2 separate regions of the Homo sapiens genome follow, and region 1 is linked to region 2. Evidence: read pairs that join two places in POLR2A ChIA-PET (ENCODE). Cell type or tissue: GM12878. All regions are shown on one strand. Each heading gives the region's core, and the rest is flanking DNA. Links, peaks and the distances in the headings are about the cores only.

Region 1 (10,997 bases), core at 2,791-7,790, 75 kb before region 2:
AATTAAGGCAGAAGATAAGCTGTTCCCTTAACTCAAGAGTCCTCAACCCAGTATAAGGTTTGATACTTTCCAGGGGGTACACAGGTCTAGACAATTTTAAGGAAATCAATTTTCAGATCACCAACTGCCTTTTGTGCTCTTCTAAAATTGACGTATCCAAGCACGATTCCTTGTCTCTTCCATCTTTCCTTTCACAATAGCTCTTCTATGTTATAAAAGAAAGTCAAGGCCAGACACAGTAGCTCACACCTATAATCGTAGCACTTTGGGAGGTGGAGGCAGGAGGATCACTTTAGGCCAGGAGGTGAAGACCAGCCTGGGCAACATAGTGAGACCCTGTCTCTACAAAAGTAAAATAAAATAATTAGCCAAGAATGGTGGCACGCACCTGTGATCCTAGCTACTCAAAAGGCTGAGGCAAAAGGACTACTTGAGCCCAGGAGTTTGAGGCTGCAGTAGTGAGTTATGACTGTGCCACTCTACTACAGCTTAGGTGACAGAGCGAGTCCCTGTTTCTAAGAAGGAAAAAAAAAAAGTCATTTCTCTTATTCATCTCAAGTTTTAACATGTTCCTTACCTCAAGAAATCTCCAATGCACCAAAAGGACAATTGGGAGAGACTGGGGAAAAGTCTCATGTGAGCAAAACAAGAAATACTGAAAGAAATGATGCCTTATGCTACAAACTCTTTTTTTTTTTTTTGAGACAGAGTCTCGCTCTGTCACCCAGGCTGGAGTGCAGTGGTGCGATCTCAGCTCACTGCAAGCTCTGCCTCCTGGGTTCATGCCATTCTCCTGCCTCAGCCTCCAGAGTAGCTGGGACTACAGGCGCGTGCCACCACGCCCAGCTAATTTTTTGTATTTTTTAGTAGAGACAGGGTTTCACCATGTTCGCCAGGATGGTCTCGATCTCCTGACCTCGTGATTCACCCGCCTCGGCCTCCCAAAGTGCTGGGATTACAGGCGTGAGCCACTGCACCCGGCCTATGCTACAAACTCTTGACATGACTCCTTGCTTTATCAACCTGTCTTAGAAGTAGAAAGTGAAAGTCACTGAGTGCAGGTACCGATGTGTTTCTTAGAATTAAAAATAAAACCACTTCTGATGAGAAAACATACTCCATTTGGCTGGTTTGACTATGAGGACCAGCAATTAGATTTTATAGCAGTACTTCCCATTAAAGTGAATAACCAAAATCACTTTAAGGTCAAGATCTTAGTCAATACATTATGTAAAAACATATACAACAGACAATACACCAGAAACTAAATCTTTTGCAACCTTTTAAACTTATGATGAAAAACATTAATGTCAGCTCTAAAATGTATTAAGCAGTTTTTACAAAAAAAATGTATAGAATACAGGAGCCAAAACATTTAACAATTACCCTAACTTGCTGACACAGAATACTATTAATAAATAATACTGATCAAAGAAAAGTAATCAATTTGAAAAGTGGTGGGGGTAGAAGGAACAACAACAACCCTTAAATTTCAGTGCCTGAAAATGTCTATACCAAAGCCTCATTCCTTGCTCCTCCAAAGTAGTCAATAGCATCTCTAAAGCAGTTAAGTTTCCAGGTCCTTGCCAAAGTAGTCAGTAGGTATCTCTAAAGCAGTTAAGTTTCCAGGTCAACCTAACTTTCTGTTGCAAGCAACAAATGGTACCAGAAGCTAAAAATCCCTAATTTGCTCTCAAATACTTAGTGAAGAATCTACCAGGCCCAGTGGCTCAAACCTATATTCCCAGCTATCTCAGATACTGAGGCAGAAGGATCATCTGAAGCCAGGGGTTTGGGGCTGTAGTGAGGTATGACTGCACCACTGCACTTCAGCCTGGACCATAGAGTGAGGCTCTCTCTAAAAAAAAAGGAATCGAAATTACAGTATTTGGAAGTTATTTAGCATATGGCTTTTTAATGAGACACTCACCATACTGAAACTACTCAATAGGCTGATATTTCATGAAACTTGGGAGGTAGAAATATCTTCAGATAAAAAAATTACACTTAAGTATCTTCTAGCATTCTCAAAACTTTATTTTATCAGGAACTAAAAAGTGTAACATCTTGATTCCACATTATAAGAGGAAAAGTTGCATTTACTAGTTCACATACTATTTTTAAACATTACCACAATTTTTTTTTTTTTTGAGGCAGGGTCTCCCTCTGTCACCCAGGCTGGAGTGTAGTGGGATGATCATGACCCACTGTAGCCTCAACCTCCGGGGCTTAAGCAATCCTTCTAAGTAGCTGGGACCACCATGCCAAGCTAATTTATTTATTTACTTTTTTGATAGAGATAGAGTCTCACTATTTTGCCCAGGCCGGTCTCAAACTCCTGGGCTCATGCGATCCACCTGCCTCCGTTTCTCAAAGTGCTGGGATTATGGGTGTGAGCCACCACGCCCGGCCACTTCTCCCATTTTTGACAAAATAATAAATGGAGGTAAAATAATCAAATAATAAAAGAAAAAAAATTACATATTAATTCAATTCTATAAAAGCCCAACTATTAGGGAAAAAAGTATGGAGACTTTTACATCTATTGGCAATATTTTACCTATTCAATCCAAAGAGAAACACACTACAAAGAAAATTTCGGTAGGATATGGTGCTTCACACCTGTAATTCCAACACTTTGGGAGGCCGAAGAGGGCGGATCACTGGAACCTAGTAGTTCGAGACCAGCCTGGGCAACATGGCGGAGCCCCATCTCTACAAAAAAATGCAAAAAAAAAGAAAAAAAAGCTGGGCATGGTGGCACACACCTATAGTCCCACCGACTTGGGAGGCTGAGGTGGGAGAATCACCTGACCGCAGGAAGTTGAGGCTGCAGTGAGACATGATCGTGCCACTGCACTCGCCTGGGCATCAGAGTGAGATCCTGTCTCAAAAAAAAAAAAGAAAAAGAAAAAAAATTCTACAAACATCCATTTACTTCCAATGAAACACTACAACTGACACATTATGAAAATAGAACATCAATGGTTCAGATTAAAAGAAAAGAAAAATTTCTGAACAAATCAAATCTAAGTTGAATATTGTTAACCTTACCACCTTTAAAATACAGCTGACCCAAGGCCGGGCGAGGTGACTCACGCCTGTAATCCCAGCACTTTGGGAGGCCAAGGCGGGTGGATTACCTGAGGTCAGGAGTTTGAGACCAGCATGGCCAACATGGTGAAACCCAGTCTCTACTAAAAATACAAAAATTAGCTGGGCATGGTGGCGGGCCCCTATAATCCCAGCTACTTGGGAGACTGAGGCACGAGAATCGCTTGAACCCAGGAGGCAGAGGTTGCAGTCAGCCAAGATTGCGCCACTGCACTCCAGCCTGGGCGACAGAGCAAAACTCCATCTAAAAAAATAAAATAGAATAAAATAGTAAATAAAATACAGTTGACCCATGAACTACACAGGGATTATGGTCCCGGCAACCTGTCAGCCCCTCACTCCATCAAAAATCTGCAAGTAACTTTTGACTCCCAAAAGTTAATAGCCTACTGCTGACCAGGAGCCTTACATTAACAGAAACAGTCCATTAACATGTATCTAGTATATGTATTATATATTGTATTATTACAATAAATTAAGCTAGAGAAAAGAAAATGTTAAGAAAATCATAAAGAAGAGAAAATATAATTACTATTCATTAAGTGGAGTAGATCATCATAAAGTCTTCATCCTTATCATCTTCAAGTTGAGTAGACTGAAGAGAAGGAGGAAAAGGAGGGGTTGGTCTCGCTGTCTCAGGGGTGGCAGAGGCTAAAGAAAGCCTACATGTAAGTGGAATTGCACGGTTCAAACCCATGTTGTTCAAGGGTCAACTGTACGCTGAGTATAAAGCCTTATTACCTAGTAAACAGAGGCTTCTGAAGGCTAGTCATGAAATAGTTGGCATTCATTCCCTCTCACCACTCCCTATACGTGCCTTCTTGTACGTCAAGGGCAGGAATGCTTTATTTAAAAAAAAAAAAAAAAAAAAAAACTGGCCAGGTGCATTTGCTCATGCCTATAATCCCAGCATTTTGAGAGGCCAAGGCAGGAGGATCACTTAAGCCCAGGAGTTCAAGACCAGACTGGGCAATACAGTGAGATCCCATCTCCACAAAAAACAATTTTTTTAATTAGCTGGGTGTGGTGATGAGCACCTATAGTCCCAGCTACTAAGGAGGACCTCTTGAGCCGGGGAGGACTGCTTGGGCCCAGGAGGATTGCTTGAGCCCAGGAGGTTGAGGCTGCAGTGAGCCAAGATCATGTCACTGCACTCCAGCATGGGTGACACAGTGAGACCCTGTCCCCCCAACCAAAAAAAAAAAAAAAAAGCTACATTTCCCAGACTTTCCTTTACAGTTAGTATTGGAAATGCAAACAAGGTTCTGCTAGTTAGACAGCCTCTTATGAGATTTGTAAAGCAGAAGTGATAATGGAAGCTATCTTTCTGTTGCTGATTTAAGTGGTGAGCAATGACACAAAGAAGGTTTAGAAACAATTGTGATAGCCTAACTCTACTCACCAGATATAAAGGCAACTGGAAGAAGCTGTGGTACCAGATTCAGTGTTCCTATGACTACTTACCAGTTTGTTTCCTGACCTCTCAGTCACAGCTATGGGCTTATGTTCTTGAATATATTAATCTAGTGATAACCCTCTGATTCCAGCTCTTCCAGACCATGCAATGATTTTGTAAGTACCAAATTGCCTACCATAAGATATCTTTCTGCCTAAAAATCCTAGAATAGAGTTTGTTTCTTGCAAGGAGCTCTGAAAGAAACAATACTGTTCATTATGCTTAAAATATGCATTGCCTGTATTTTTCCTCTCCCTCATTTCAGAAGTCAAATACACAAGAATTATTCTACACTGCTATTATAAATTGAAATGCTTAGGTCCATGTGAAAAATTAAAAGTTCTCTTAGCCATAGTCAGAAATTATTTTATTTATAATATATGCTAATCATGAATCAATATAGAATATTAACACTCCTTACACTGATGATCCTGCTTTTCTTGGCTGAATAAATTTATATCAGTAACATACAAAGATACAGCTACTGTTGGTTTTACGGTTTTGGGTTTTATTTTGGGGCGGGGGGAGCAACAGGGTCTCACTCTGTCACCCAGGCTGGAGCACAACCCGAGCTCACTACAGCCTCAACCTTCCAGGCTCCAGAGATCTTCCTGTCTCAGCCTCCTGAGTTGCTGGGACAAAGGTGTATACCACCTCACCAGGCAATTTTTTTTTTTTTTCAGAGACAGGGTTTTTTTATGTTGTCCAAGCTGGTCTCAAACTCCAGGGCTCAAGCAATCCTCCCACCTTGTCCTCCCAAAGTGCTGGGATTACAGGAATGAGCCACTGTGCCTGGTCTGGGTTTTGTTTTTTTAGAGATAGGGTCTCATTATGTTGTCCAGGCTAGACTCAAGTCCTTTGGCTCAAGCAATCCTCTCACCTCAGCCTCCCATGTAGCTGGGACTAAAGCGCACACCACCATAGGCAACCTCTATTATCATTTAAAAAAACTATTCTTTTACTTTGATTATAAAAGGAATATATGATCATTGTAAAAAGTGTGGAAAATATAGAAACATTTTTAAATTGGGGGCTGGGCCCAGTAGCTTACATCTGTAATCACAGTGCTTTAGGAGGCTAAGGCACAGGATTGCTTGAGCCCAGGAGTTCACAACCAACCTGGGCAACAGAGCAAGACCCTATCTCTACCAAAAAAAATTTTTAAATTAGCTGGGCATGATGACATGTGCCTGTAGTCCTAACTACTCAGGAGGCTGAGGTGCGAGGCTTACTTGAGCCCTGGAGTTCGAGGTTACACCAAGTATGATCACACTACTGCACTCCATCCTGGGCAACAGAGGAGACTAAGAAAATTAAAAATAAAGAAATTAATAACCATCCCCCAAAACCAGGTACACTGAACAGTTGTACACGTACAATTTTGTATCCTACTTTAGCACTCTAACAATTGTTTTCCTTTGAAATCCTTTACAATGAATTACTAATAAAAGATATATGCAGATGTACCTAATTTAACGACTCTTTTTTGTTAAAAATTAAGGTAATTTTCAATTTTTTAAAATTATAACTAATGCTTCACTGAATACTTTTGGATAAAAAGCTTTCTGAAGGATAAATGTGTTATATCCATGCAATGGGACATTATTCAGCCATTAAAAGGAATGAAGTACTGATACATACCACAACATGGATAAACCTTGAACATATTATGCTAAGTGAAAGAAGCCAATTACAAAAGGCCACATATTTCCTACACGGCTGATGGAAACGTAAAACTATGCAGCCACTTTAGAAAACAGACTAGCAGTTCTGCAAAATATTAAACACAGAGTTACCATACAACCCAGCAACTCTACTCCTAGGTATATATACCCAAGATAAATTAAAACAAATCCATGCAAAAACTTGTACATGAATGTTCATATTTATAGCAGCATTATTCATAACTGAAATGTGCAAACAACCCAACGTCCATTCACTGATAAATGGACAAATAAAATACTGTATAAGCATTCAACAGAATAATATTCAGCCATAAAAGAGAATGATGGGCCTGGCGCAGTGGCTCACACCTGTAATCCCAGCACTTTGGCAGGCCGAGATGGGCGGATCACCTGAGGTCGGGAGTTCAAGACCAGCCTGAACAACATGGAGAAACCTCGTCTCCATTAAAAATACAAAATTAGCCAGGCATGGTGGCACAGGCCTGCAATCCCAGTTACTTGGGAGGCTGAGGCAGGAGAATCACTTGAACCCAGGAGGCAGAGGTTGCAGTGGGCCGAGATCACACCACTGCACTCCAGCCTGGATAACAAGAGCGAAACTCCATCTCAAAAAAAAAAAAGAGAATGATGTACTGATACATGCTATATGAATAAATCTTGAAACATTATGCTAAATGAAAAAAGCCAGACACAAAAGGTCACATATCGCATGATTCCACTTACATTAAATGTCCAAAGAGGCAAATCTAGAAAGAGAAAATATGTAAACGGCTATCAGAGGATGTGGGGAGGGAAGAACAGAAATGACTACTCATTTTGTTTTGGGGTGATGAAAATATAAAATTAGTAGCAACGGTTGTACAACACTGACTTATGTAAAAAAGGTGATTTTGGCCAGGCGCAGTGGCTCATGCCTGTAATCCCAGCACTTTGGGAGGCCAAGGCGGGCAGATCACCTGAGGTCAGGAGTTCGAGACCAGCCTGAACAACATGGAGAAACCCCATCTCTACTAAAAATACAAAATTAGCCAGGCATGGTGGCACATGCCTGTAATCCCATCTACTCGGGAGGCTGAGGCAGGAGAATCGCTTGAACCCGGGAGGTGGAGGCTGCGGTGAGCCGAGACTGCACCACTGCACTCCAGCCTGGGCAACAAGAGTGAACCTCCATCTTAAAAAAAAAAAAAAAGGGCCAGGTGCAGTGGCTCACACTTGTAATCCCAGGACTTTGGGAGGCCAAGGCAGGCGCATCACGAGGTCAGGAGATCAAGACCATCCTGGCTAATATGGTGAAACCCCGTCTCTACTAAAAATACAAAAACATTAGCCAGGCATGGTGGCGGGCACCTGTAGTCCCAGCTACTCGGGAGGCTGAGGCAGGAGAATGGCATGAACCCGGGAGGCGGAGCTTGCAGTGAGCCGAGATCGCGCCACTGCACTCCAGCCTAGGTGACAGAGCAAGATTCCATCTCAATAATAATAATTTTAAAAAGGTGATTTTTTATGTGAATTATCTCAATTAGGGTGTCATTAAGGAAGGAAAATAACCTCCTCTCCCCCCAAAGAAGAAAAAAAAAGGTTACTTCCTTAGAATAATCTCTCAGAAGTGGAAATACACACAAATATGCCAAAGCGCTTTTGAAACAGGTTCCAGATTTATACTACCTCCAACAACATATTTAGTACCTGTGTCATCACTGTACTCAGGTCTGAACAAGCACCATTCCTTAAACCTTAAATCTGATAAGAGAAACTTGCTATTGTTTATTACTTTAAAAATGAACACTTTCTCCCCATATCTTAATCATAAACTTTTCAAATGGTCAGTTCTTAGCCTTTAAAAGTGACTTCTCTATGTATATAACACAAATGTTTCGATTTCTCAGGAAATGTAGAAATGGACTTTCTTACAATTTTGGTCAGCAATAATTAACTCATCCTAACTCAGTTCTATTTCAGCTTTTAACCTTAAAACTTTCCTTTAAGTCACATATTTTTAAAACAGTCCGAAAAACTACTCTCCTCCTTAGACAGGGAAATTAAAATTTCCCTGAAAGATCACTACCTGGGTTATACATGTTTCTAGTTTCCTGATGGCACTTAACTTTCAAGTGAAATGTCCAAGTGGCTCCCAAGACATTTTAAAACGATATGGTATTGTTGAAAGGAAATTAAACATTTATTAACATCTTATTCTACAAGCCAAATGCTTTATGTGCATTACTTCATTTAATCCTAACAAATGTATTACTCTCACTTAACTGAAAAGGAAAATGAAAATCACCAACGGTAAGAACTTGCCACGCAGCAAATATGCAGCAAAGTTAGAGATCAAATCGAGGTGTGTCTAAATTTCAAAGTCCATATTCTTTCTGCCACTTTACAATGCTTTCCAAGCTAAATGACTATGGAAAATCAGGCAAGACTTTGAATACTTGTTCTGCCACTTACTGTGTGACTAATTTCTAAACTTCTTCAGAGTAGAGTTTACAAAAACAAGGTCACTGTTCACAAAATAAATCTTAAAAGAGGAGGCTAAAAATTCACTGTGAGATGAAACTTTCTTTAAATACTATTTTTTCAACAGCAAAATGTATGGAATAATTCTAAACACTTTTCTAGAATTTGTTTCAAGATTCACTTTACCTTCCAACAGAGGCACTTGCATATCCACTCACAAACATGTAATGTAGATAAAAAACACTTCTTTAGGGGCTGTCAAGTCTCTTCTGTAGACCACAAATGCATCATTTCTCAGTAGAAAAGGCCACATCAACTACATTGCTCTTTACTCTTCTTTACCACATGAGAAATGTTTTCAGCAACATATACACCATTCAGGAAGTAGCACAAGGGGGTAAGAGAAAAAGCTACTGAAGAGAAAAAGACTGGAGGAGCTTGTGAGCAAGCAGTGATACAACACAGAAAGGACGAGGTTAAGAACAATAAAAATGAAGGCAAGACATCAGCGGTCTACTCTACCCCAGGTAATGGATATCACTGTGATCAAGGAAAAATCCTTAAAGGATCTTTGATTTGCTTTTACAATTGCTATTTAACGACCCAAACAACCACTTGACAAATTTGGAACTGGTGATTTCCAAAGAATGCAATATACCAATATATATGAGCAATTCTTCCACAAGGATTTTTCACATTCATAAAACAAAAATCAAAGGAAACATTAACATAAGAATTCTTACATGCTAAAATTTTTCCAAGAACTATTTCACTCCTCATTCTCACACATAAAAAGGGTAGCAATATCTAATAAAATTGTCATACTACAGATAGATGAAGGCCTTCAATAAAACACAGTTTTCTTCCAAAATTATTTTACTATTAAAGGATCAGTCGGACTTGGACAGACTAAAAAATATAAACTTATCTACAGGCTCATATTTTACCCTAGGGCTATTATTAAAATAATTCTGCTGTACATAGAATCCTGAATGGTTTTCATCAGCTAGTATAAAACAATCAGGCTATTGTGCAATGGTAAGAGGGCTCTTAAGAAAAAAATTACTGCTGAAAGTAATTCTTTTCTCCAGTTGACTTACCACATTCTACTCTCTATAAACACCATTGTTTTTAATCACAACTTTACCTACAGCTTTATCCTCGTCAAACAGAATTTTCACTTTCCAATATGACCCTTTCAAACTGAAGTAATAAAAAGTAATACTTTTATGATAATATTCGTTAAAGTGAAATGTCAGAGTCTATGTAAGATTTTGTGAAAAAACATATATTCATATTGAGGTATCTGGAAGGATGTTCATCAAAACATGACCACTGACTAGTTATTATATTTTAGGGTGGTAGGATTAAAACTTTTTCCTTAGCTTGTATATACTTTCTGATGTTCTACATTAAATACAGTTTGTGTGTGTGCATAAAAGAGAATAATTTCAGTTAAAGGGTAAGAAATGTAGACCCCATATTTTAATTCAGTAGCACCAGTTCAAATCCAGTTATTCAGAATTAACAAAGCAACTGTTGCTCAAAAAATGCCAATAAACTCCCGAGCCAACTAAGTTCAATTTTTCTTTGAGACAGGGTCTTGCTCTGTCATCCAGGCTGGAGTGCAGTGGTGTGAGCTCAGCTCACTGAAGCCTTGACATCCTAGGCTCAAGCAACCTCCCACCTCAGCCCCCAAGGAGCTGGGGTCATAAACACACTCATGCCCAGCTAATTTTTGTATTTTTTATAGAGATAGGGTTTCACCCTGTTGCCTGGGCTGATCTCGAACTCCTGTACTCAAGCAATCGCCCACCTCAGCCTCCCAAAGTGCCGGGATTACAAGCGTGAGCCAACCACTGTGCCCAGTCTCAGAGTTCAATTTTTAAACAATAATTTTTCTCCAGTCAGAAAATGCTGCCTGTAACTTTGTGTCTCTTTAAAGAACTGGGGGAGAAGGTAGAGGGAGAGTGTGGAAAACGGACTGGAATGTCCAGGTGACCACAGGAAAGGTAACAGGAAAAAACTTGAGAAAACAAGACAACACCATTTCATTGATTTGTAAAAGAAATCACAGAGTAGAAGAAAGTAAATTATCAGAGAAAGTAAGCAAGCACTTAAAGGGTAATAAGTAAAAGCAGAAAAAAAAGTTAAAAAAAATTGAACTCAGGAGTATTTATGTAAATTATTCTGAAAGGGGGGGGGGGAGGGCTGAGAAAATGCTATATAACAAACTGAATCAGTTCTGCTTTCTTGACCAGAAAAGTAACGCCTTTCAATAA
Region 2 (10,997 bases), core at 2,619-7,618:
TTGCTTCTCCTGCTTCAGCAATTTGAGCTAATTATGGAAAAGCCTTATTTGGTATAGTGAATTCTGTGCACTATCCAGATGTCCCCTTCAGAAACAGGCATTTATTTCCCTAGCTCCTGAGAGTGTTGGCTGCAGAAGCTGACAGCTATGGCTCTTTCTAAGAGTTGCCCCACTGATGGGAATGGTCTCACCAAGGTTACGTCTCTTCCCTGGGGCAGGCCTGCCCTCAATGCCAGGGAACAAAAGCCTGGTCCCCTTGCCTCAATTCAGAACAATTCTGAAGGCTATTTCAGCTCCAGGCCCCCACTGCAGCTGCACTGAAATTCAACTACTTCCTCCAATCTTGCTTCCCTCCCTTCCTGAGAGGACTCCCTAATTTAAAGCTCCTGTGTATAAATCTCTACATCAGTCTGTTTCTCTGGGAATCCTATCTAAAATAGTAGATTTTTTACTGTTCCATTGCCAGAGTAAAAGATAAGAGGGGAAAAAAAAGGCTACATAGAGCAGTTTGTGGCAGGAAGCCTAACATCCCTCAAAGTACTCCTCCCTCACAAACAAAATCCTGTGTTTCTCTTTCCAATTTATATATTTTTAATTTTTTTTCTTCTGGAGATATGGTCTCACTGTGTTGCCCAGGCTGGAATGCAGTGACTATTCTCAGATGTGATCACAGCTCACTGTGGACTTGAACTCCCTGGGCTCAAGGAATCAGCCTCCTGAGTAGCTAGGACTACAGGCACATGTCACCACACTGATCTCCAACTGACATTTTTTAAAATGGTGTTAGGTGTGATTTATTTCATACCTGGTTATTTCTTTAAGACACTAAAAATACATCATACTGTGTTTTTATTATATTTTACAAAGCTTGTTCTAATACATTATTTTTATATTTTTAAAACACTGTATTTAGTTGCTAATTAGCACTAGTTTCATTGCAATTGCCTACTTCCTTGCTGGTCTTCCACCCTAAACTGTCTTGTCTTTGAATCACTAGCACCTATCTTTGAGACTGACCCTGGTCAAGTATTCAGTTAATCTTGGTTGAATAAATGGAGAGATTGCATTCAGTCGAAATTGGGGAAAAGATTATAGCAGAAAAAAAAGCCCTAAAGGCCCAAATCAGGTTTCATTGAGTAAGATTTCTTATCCTCAGAAGACTAGAGATATTAACAATGAATTGCCAGAAAGACATATTAGAAACTTGCTTTCTTCAAAAAGAATCAGTATCCAGGCTGGGTGCAGTGGTTCATGCCTGTAATCCCAGAACTTTAGGAGGCTGAAGTGGGAGAATCACTTGAGGTCAGGAGTTCAAGACCAGACTAGGCAACATAGTGAGACCCTGTCTCTACAAAACTAAAAGAAAAATTACCCAGGTGTGGTGGTGTGCACCTGTAGTCCCAGCTACTTGGGAGGCTGAGGCAGGAGGATCACTTGAGCCCAGGAGGTTAAGGCCGCAGTGAGCCACGACTGTGCCACTGCACTCCACCCTGAGTGATAGAGCAATGCCCTGTCTCAAAATAATAATAACAATAATAAAGAAAATAAAAAGAAAAAAATAATTGGTATCTGGAATTCTGAGTTTGGCAACATGTAGACTAAGTTAATAGAACCCTACCCACAACAAAATTATGTATGAGATTTAATTTTAATTTCCTCCAATATTTTATTTTGAAAAACTTCAAAGCTAGAGTAAAGTTAAAAGTTGGAGAACAAAAAAGAGCTTTCCCCCCTTTTCCCTCTCTCTCTATCTTTATGAACTAATGGATTATTATTATTATATTTTTTTGAGATGGGAGTTTCGCTCTTGTTGCCCAGGCTGGAGTGCAATGGCACGAGCTCGGCCCACTGCAACCTCTGCCTCCTGGGTTCAAGTGATTCTCCTGCCTCAGCCTCCCGTGTAGTAGCTGGGATTACAGGCATGTACCACCATGCCTGGCTAATTTTGCATTTTTAGTAGAGACGGGGTTTCACCATATTGGTCAGGCTGGTCTTGAACTCCTGACCTCAGGTGATCCACCCACCTTGGCCTTCCAAAGTGCTGGGATTATAGGTGTGAGCCACCATGCCCAGCCGGATTATTATTTTTTTTTATACAATGTGCTGGTCTATCATGGTCATTATTATTTTTGATGCATAAATTGTCCCTTGTTTGATCAGCAAGTCTTCCTTCAATCTGACCTCCGTGTCCTTTTAACATGACCCCACTAATCTTTTGTTATTTCTTTGTATTCTGGCACGTACTACATGGCTGAACTCACAAGAAAGGAAATCCCCATATGCCAGAAAGAAAAGAGATCTGAAAGCCAAAGTGGTGTGTAACTGTACACTGACACTGATGTAGTCCTGGAGGTAATTAGGGAACTTAGAAATAAACCCTAACAGCTACACATATCCGTAAGTGGTGAGTGTAGCAGAGAGTAGAACTAAGTTTTTGGCTTGGTGTAAAGCTAGGACCTGTAAGTGCCATGAAAGGGGAATGAGAAACTCTACCCATAAGCCTAAGGACAGCAAGGTTCCAGGGACTTTGGGTAGGGGAAAAAAATCACTGGTGAGAGATAAAAATTGCCACACCATGGAGGGCACAGTAGCTCACGCCTGTAATCCCAGCACTTTGGGAGGCCAAGGCGGATGGATCACCTGAGGTCAGGAGTTCGAGACCAGCCTGACCAATACAGTAAAACCCCGTCTCTGCTAAAAATACAAAAATTAGCTGGGCGTGGTGGCAGGCTCCTGTAGTCCCAGCTACTCAGGAGGCTGAGACAGGAGAATCGCTTGAACCCAAGAGGCAGAGGTTGCAGTGAGCCAAGATCGCGCCACTGCACTCCAGCCTGGGTGACAGAGTGACACTCCGTCTCAAAACAAAAAAACAAAAAAACAGAAAAAAACCCTGCCACACATGTGGTGATTTAAATTATTTAAATTTAATTAAATAAATTTATTTTACTTTACTTTTTATTTATTTTTTTGAGCTAGGGTCTCACTCTGTCACCCAGGCTGAAGTCCAGTGGTGCCATCATGGCTCACTGTGAAGTCCAGTGGTGCCATCATGGCTCACTGCAGCCTCCACCTCCCTGGGCTCAAATGATCCTCCCACCTCAGCCCCCCAGTAGCGGAGATTACAGTCACGTGCCACCGAGCCCGGCTCATTTTTAAATTTTTTTTGTAGACATGGGGTTTTGCCATGTTGCCCAGGCTGGTCTTGAAATCCTGGGCTCAAGCAATCCTCCTGCCTCGTCCTCCAAAAGTTCTGGGATTACAGGCATGAGCCACTGCACCAGGCAATTTAATTTTAAATGATTTGTGTGGTATGGAAATCTCCAAGATACCCTCAGGGTGCCTAGCAAAGGCATGCACAAAATCTATTTGGAGGGACGTTCCCACAATCCACAACTCAATGTATCTTCATAGAATTAACAATTGCCATTCAAGATGTACCCACAATAAAAAATGACAAGACACATGAGGAAAGAATGTGAGGTGAACAAAGAGGAGTATTGACCATGTAGTACTTGATAGGTTAGGACATTCTGAAAGAAAGTATAAAATTAGAATCTTTAAATGGTGAAATAAATGAGGAACCAAAATTAAACAAATCACTGCGAAAAAGGAACAATGAATTTTCCTAACAACTTATTTCTAATAATGTAGCAATTAAAAAATAAAATTAAATGAGATTTATGAAATTAAATGAGAAATACATGGGGTGGATAAACAGCTGATTAGACACAACTGAGGAGAGTAGTGAATTACAGCAGGTACCAAATTTGTGAAATTAAGTAAATTAACCAGAATGAAGCACAATGAGAGGTGTCTAACAAGAATTCTTGTATGAAAGAATAGAGATGGCAGGGCGCGGTGGCTCACATCTGTAATCCCAGCACTTTGGGAGGCCGAGGAGGGCGGATCACTTGAGATCAGGAATTCAAGATGGCCTAGCCTACATGGCAAAACCTCATCTCTACTAAAAATACACAAATTAGCTGGGCGTGATGGTGCACACCTGTAGTCCCAGCTACTCAGGAGGCTGAGGCAGGGGAATCACTTGAACTGGGAGGCAGAGGTTGCAGTGAGCTGAGATCCCGCCTCTGCACTCCAGCCTGGGCAACAGAGTGAGAATCCATCTCACACACACAAAAAAAGACTAGAGAGTTTTTGTGAGGTAGTATTTGAAAATGGATGAGAAATTTCTAGAATTGATGCACAACATAAATCCTCAGTAAGATGAAGTAGACCAAGTGTTGAGTGGGATAAATAAAAATAAAACCTCTACCTAGAATACCAAAGAAAAGACAAAAATCTTACAAGCAATCATAAAGAAAAGGTGGATTAGCCAAAAGGATTTGCAAAGAGATAATAGACTTTTCAGCAGCAAAATGAGAGGGTAAAAGATAATGCAATATTATCTGTGAAGTGTTAAAGGAAAATAAAGCCTATGTGGAATTCTATACCAAACTATTATTCAGGAGTAAGGGTGAAGATAAATATTTTTAGGGACAGTTTCACTGAAAGAACTATTAAGAATGTACTTCAAGAAGGAGGAAATTGAATTCAAAAAGGAAGAAGGATTCAAGAAGCAGTGGTGAACAAAGAAAATGTTGAATGTGTAATTATATTTTAGTAAGCATTTAGTGTAAAGTGAAAAGTTAATGACTAACAGAAGGAAGTGGTTAAAAGCAAGGTGGAACTAAATTTAAGGAGATTGACAAATATGTTAAAATAAATTGCCTCCAGCACCTCTGTATCAGTCTGTTTGTGTTGCTATAAGGGAATACCTGAGGCTGGGTAATTCATAAAGAAAAGAGGTTTAATTGGCTCACCATTCTGCAGGCTGTGCAAGCATGACACCAGCATCTGCTCCACTTCTGATGAGGCCTCATGAAAGAAGATGAAGAGGGAGCCGGCTTATCACAGGGCAAGAGCAGGAGCAACAGAGATGGGGAGACGTGCCAAGCTGTTTTAAACAACTAGGTCTCTCATGAACTACCAGAGCGAGAACACACTCATCACCAAGGTGATGGTGCTAAGCCATGCATGAGGGATCCATGCCTGTGATCCAAACACCTCCTACCAGTCCCCACCTCCAACAATGGGATTACATTTCAACATGAGATTTGAGGGTAGCAAATATCCAAACTATAACATCCTCTCCAAATTTCCTCATGCTCATTTTTAATTCCTCTCACCCACCTGTCCCCCTGCCCTCATCTCTTGGAAACCACTGTTCTGCTTTCTGTCACTGTTGAGACAGATAGGCGGGTTGGTTCCGTTTTAATGTGGTCTGGAGGAAAAGAACAAAAGCCCCTTAAGCTTAAGTGCTAGCTTACCTCTCAGCCAATTAGTAACAAAACGCCTAAGAAACTGTTAAAAACAACTTCCTCCCTCAGGGAGCTAGGGACTTCCCCAGGGCTCTGCATGTGCAGTTAGACATCATCTCCAACCTACAGTTACCCCTTCCTCATTTCAGTGCTAACAATCACACCCAGGGCATGAAGATTTAAAATGCTAATGCTACATAGGATGTATGAAGAAGCATGTAGAGCCACTGTGCAAGTGCTAGAAAAAACCCTCCCATACATGCCCTGACCCAACCCTTCCCTAGAGAGAGACTCATTAAAACTAATCCACACGCTACCCTCAGGAGGCAGCCCATTCCTTTTGCTTTCATGGTGCTGGCTTCTTGTGCACAAGCTGAATAAAGTTTCCTTTGCTGCTATGTTTGGTGATCTCTCTTGATTTCTATACTGGGGGATTGCAAGAATCCAGGGCACCTGCCAGTAACACTATGAATTAGTTTGTAGTTTCTAAAATTTCATATAAATGGGAGTCATACAATATACATACACCTTTCTTTTTTGGTCTGGTTTCTTTCACTCAGGATAAATATCTTGAGATTCATCCATGACATTGCATGTAGCTACTGCCGTTTCTTTTTATTCCTCAGAAGTATTCCATGGTTTGGATTTGTATGGATATATCACAATTTATCCCTTCATCTGTTGATGATATTTGGGTTGTTTCCAGTTTCTGGCCATTTCAAATAAAGCTACTATAAATAAATCTTTGTATAGAAAATTATTTCATTTTTCTTAGGTAAATACTAGGAGTAGAAAATTTGGATTATATGTGAGGTATGTGTTTAACTTTTTAAGAAACTGAACAGCCGGGCACGGTGACTTACGCCTGTAATCCCAGCACTTTAGGAGGCCAAGGTGGGCAGATCATGAGGTCAGGAGTTTGAGACCAGCCTGGCCAACATGGCGAAACTCTGTCTCTACTAAAAATACAAAAAATAAAAATAAAAATAAAAATTAGCCTGGTGTGGTGGCATGCACCTGTAATCCCAACTACTCAAGAGGCTGAGTTAGGAGAATTGCTTAAACCCGGAAGGTGGAGGTTGCAGTGACCTGAGATTGTGCCACTGCACTCCAGCCTGGGTGACAAAGCAAGACTCTGTCTCAGAAGAAAAAAAAAAAAAAGGAAAGAAGGTGAACAGTTTTCCAAAGTTGTTCTGCTATTTTACATTCCCATCACCAATTTATGAAAATTCCAGGCCGGGCGTGGTGGCTCATGCGTGTAATCTGAGCACTTTGGGAGGCCGAGGCAGATGGATCACTTGAGGTCAGGAGTTTGAGATGAGTCTGGACAATATGGTGAAACCCATCTCTACTAAAAATACAAAAATTAGCCAGGTGTGGTGACATATGCCTGTAATCCCAGCTACTAAGGAGGCTGAGGCATAAGACTTGCCAACATTTGGTATGGTCAGCCATTCTAATATTGGCCATTCTAATAGGTATATAGTAGTATTTCATTGTAATTTTTAATTTCCAGTGACTAATGATGTTGAACAACTTTTCATATGCTTATTTTCCACTTAAGTATCTTTTTGGAGGAAGTGTCTGTTCAAATATTTATCTATTTTTAAAATTGGGTTGTTTTCTTATTATTGAAAGTTCTTTATATATTGTGGGTAAAAGTTATCAGATACACAATTTATAAATATTTTCTCAAAGTCTGTGGCTTGCATTTTCATTCTCTTAATAGTTACTTTTACAGAGCAAAAGATTTTTATGAAGTTCAGTTTTTTAAAAATATATTATGCTTTTAGCATTGTATCTAAAAAATCTTTTCCTAAAAAAGGTCACAAAGATTTTTCTCGTTTACTTCAAGCAGTTTTGTAGTTTTAGGTGTGAAAGGAAAATATCTTAGGCCTCCAAAATCACTAAGCTAAAGCGAAAATTCAAGCTGGGAACTGCTTAGGGCAAACCTGCCTCCCATCCTATTCAAAGTCATCCCTCTGCTCACTCAGATAAATGCATATCTGATTGCCTCTTTTGGAAAGGCTAATCAGAAACTCAAAAGAATGCTGCCTTTGTCTCTCATGGATTGATGTCTCATGTCTCCCTAAAATGTATAAAACCAAGTTTTGTCCTGACTACCTTGGGCACATAGCATCAGGACTTCCTGAGGCTGTGTCATGAGCATGCATCCTCAACCTTGGCAAAATAAACTTTTTAAATTAACTGAGACCTGTCTCAAATTTTGGGGGTTCACATAGGTTTTACATTTAGTTCTAAATATTGATTTTTATTTAATTTTTGGGTATGGTATGAGGTATGGATTAAAGTTTTTTTGGATATGGAGACCTAATTTTAATCTTTGTTATGACTGATTTAGCTATTTATGGACCTTTATTATTCCTCATACATTTTTGAGTTTTACTAGTTCCTTAAATCTTACTGGAATTTTAATTGCAATTACAGTCAATGTAGAGATTAATTTGGGGGAAAATCAACATGAGCCTTCAGAGTCTCTCCAGTTGTTTCACTGAAACTGTCTTGCCAAAGTCATCAGTTACCTCCATGTTGCTAAATCCAACAGGCAAGTTTTAATCTAAATCTTACTTGGCCTCTCAGTAGCATTTGGCAAAGGGTATCATTTCCTCTTCAATGAAACTTGGTTTCCAGGACTCTATACCAGAGATTAGCCAACTTTTTCTGTAAAGGGCCAGATAGCAACTCTAAACTTTGAGGACCTTATAATCTCTTTTGCAATTACTCAGCTCTGCCTGTACTGACTACAGTGTGAAAACAGCCATAGACAATATGTAAACAAATAAAAGGCAGCAAGTCAGATTTGGTCTCTGTGAGCTATAGTTTGCCAACTTTTGCTCTATATTCTCCTCGTTTTAATCCTATCTTTCATTCATCCTTACCTTACCTTTTCTGTCTCTTGTGTTTGTTGCTCCTTGTTCCCTTAATCTGTTAACATCAGAGCACCCCAGGACCTAATTTTTGACCTTTCTTCTTATCTATAATAGATTGTTGATGATATCACCCAATGTCATGATTTTAAGTATTTTATCTATGCTAATAAATCTGAAATTTATATCTCCAGCTCAGATCACGTACTGAACTCCAGATGTTATATCCAATGTCCTTTTAACATCTCCACTTCGATATCTGATAAACATCTCAATCAAGACATGTCCAGAACTCCTCTGTCTTAACAAACCTACTCTGTTTTCAACATAGTTATTAGTCAAGGTCTCCAGAGAAAGAGAATCAATAGGATATATGTATATTTATACCTATGTATTGACTGATAGAGGAAATCCATTAAAGCTATTGGCTCACACAGTTATAGACGCTAAGAAGTTTAACAGTCTTCCATGTGCAAGTTGAAGAACCAGGAAAACTGGTGGCATAATTTAGCTTGAGTCCAAAGGCCTGAGAACTGGGAGCTGACAGTGTAAGTCCTGGTCTTAGCCTGAAAGCCTGAGAACCAGGAGCAGTGATATCAGTAGATAGATGTCTTAGTTCAAGCAGAGAGAGCAAATTTGACCTTCCTCATCCGTTTGATTCTAGTCTGGACTTCAAAAACTTGGATGATGCCCACCCACATTGGTGAGAGTGACATTCTTTACTGAGACTACCAAGTGAAATGCTAATCTCTTCTAGAAACACCCTCACAGACACCACAGAAATAATATTTACCAGCTATATGGGCATCCCTTAGCCCAGTCAAGTTTATCATAAACTAAAAGACAAGCCACATATTGGAAAAAGATAATTAACAAAGGACTAGTATCCAGAATATATAAAGGATTGGTTAGAAAAAGCCAGACAACCCAACAGAGAAAAGAGGACAAAAGATAGAGACACACATTCATAATGGGAAACCATAATGGCCAATAAACATATGACAAGATGATCTGCCTCCCCAGTAATTAAGAAATGCAAATTAAAACAATATACCATTTTATATCCATTAGTTTGACAATGAGAAAAATCATACATAACAGTGAGGATGTGGGGAAATGGGACCTTTCACACACTGTCGATTGGAATGTAAACTGGTACAACTATTTTAAAGAGCAATTTAGAAATTTCTGGAAAAGCTGAATATGCACATACGCTAGGACTCAACAGTTCTGCTCCTTGGTGTATGTCCAGGTAAACTTTTTCTTGGGTGTAAAAATCTATGTGCCAGAGTTTTTTGCAAATTGGTTTGCAACATAAAAAAACTGGAGACAATACTATCACTCATCAATGGAGACATGAATGAACAAACTTGTTTATTCTTACAATGGAATAAAACTTAAAAGACCTGAATTCATGCCAAATTATGGCTAAATCGCCAAAACCTAATGTATGATGAAAAGTTGCAGAATACATGGAGCATAACGCCATTCATTTACATTTTAAAATCACAAAACAACTGTTTTTTGAATACATACACACTTGGTAAAAGTATAAACACAAGTAAGGGAATGATATCCACAAACTATAAAACAGTAATTATCCTGGAGAGAGAGGAGAAAGAGAAGGGTGGGGTTTAGCTTTATAAGATTTTATGACTTAGACCTTTAAACAAACATGGCAAAATGTAACAACTATCAAATGTGGGAATTAGGTTCATGAGTGTGCTATATTATTTGCTAATATTTAAAATATTTTATAGTTAATTTTATATTAAAAATCACTAGTAGCTTATTGTCTTTTAACACTTACATGTTGATATACTCACTGTAAACAATATTTAAACGTGCAGGAGTAAATAGAATAAAAGTTCTCACTTACTGCTTCCTTCCCTAAATCTCTTTTCCTTCCCGATTAAGATTAATCATGTATCGTTTCTACCCATTTGTACATATATATGCAAATATGTACACAAAAAGTTTTCTTGTATATAAGTGAATTTCTAGCAACACCTGCTTACACACACACACACACACAAATGAACATCCGTTTTCTGAAATGCTTGGGATCAGAAGTGTTTCAGATTTCTTTTTTTTTTTTTTTGTATTTTGGATTATTTGCATTATATACTTACTGGTTGAGCACTCCAAATCTGAAAATCTGAAATCTTCCAGTGGCCATTTCCTTTGAGCATCAGTCATGTTGGTGGGTCAGAAAGTTTTGGACTTTGGAGCATTTGAATTTCTGGATTAGGGATACCCAAACTGTGTGTGTGTGTGTGTGTGTGTGTGTGTGTGTGTGTGTGTGTGTGTATCCTCATCCTTTTCAACTCTTGGAAAATATTCCAGAGTATAAATAAGCCACCTTTTCTTTCATTGTACCCTAACTTTGGAAACTCAGTCTGTTTTAAATTGTTTAAAATTATAATGTTACAGCAATTTCTGTACATATACCTGAGTACACATTTATTAGTATTCTTTGAGTTTTTGAGAAATAGACTGAATATATTTAAAATTTTGATGATGTCAATTTTCCTTTCAAAAAGGCCCTATAGTCAGGTGTGGTGGCTCAAGTCTCTACTCTCAGCTATTAATGATGTTGCGAGGATTGCTTGAGTCCAGAAGTTTGAGTCCAGCCTAGACAACACGGAGAGATCTTGTCTCTAAAAAAAAAAAACCCAAAGAAACAAAAGGCCCTATAATTTATATTCCTTTAAAAATGATATGACAGTGGCTATTTCCTTATAGTCTTACAACCTTTAAAAATATTGGATATGATTGTCTAACTTGTGAC

The links. ChIA-PET counts read pairs that join two places held together with the same protein. Peaks named below come from ENCODE experiments on the same cell type or tissue, not always from the same donor. Only the 100,000 strongest peaks of a DNase experiment are listed, where the experiment ranks them.
Region 1: POLR2A ChIA-PET joins it to region 2 with 10 read pairs; 8 of 35 experiments call an interaction of 5 or more read pairs at or near these places.

What each region holds. Positions count from the first base shown.
Region 1 is chr5:131,279,377-131,290,373 of GRCh38, reverse strand. The region is part of intron 1 of CDC42SE2 (CDC42 small effector 2); the gene reads right to left. Among named protein-coding and RNA genes, the nearest start is that of CDC42SE2, 21 kb to the right of the region's middle. RefSeq lists an enhancer at 1,046-1,105. In GM12878, for the core only: no CTCF peak of the experiment used is centred there; no DNase peak of the experiment used is centred there; H3K4me3 peaks cover 1,124 bases; H3K27ac peaks cover 2,454 bases.
Region 2 is chr5:131,203,987-131,214,983 of GRCh38, reverse strand. LOC124901061 (a long non-coding RNA gene) reads left to right here. Exons shown (of 2, transcript XR_007058932.1): 2 at 4,831-5,716. It overlaps LYRM7 (LYR motif containing 7), which reads right to left. Exons shown (of 5, transcript NM_181705.4): 5 at 9,556-10,997. It also overlaps a transcript of CDC42SE2 not described here. Among named protein-coding and RNA genes, the nearest start is that of LYRM7, 39 kb to the right of the region's middle. RefSeq lists an enhancer at 2,094-2,233. In GM12878, for the core only: no CTCF peak of the experiment used is centred there; DNase peaks (open chromatin) are centred at 4,691 and 5,413; H3K4me3 peaks cover 2,669 bases; H3K27ac peaks cover 3,689 bases.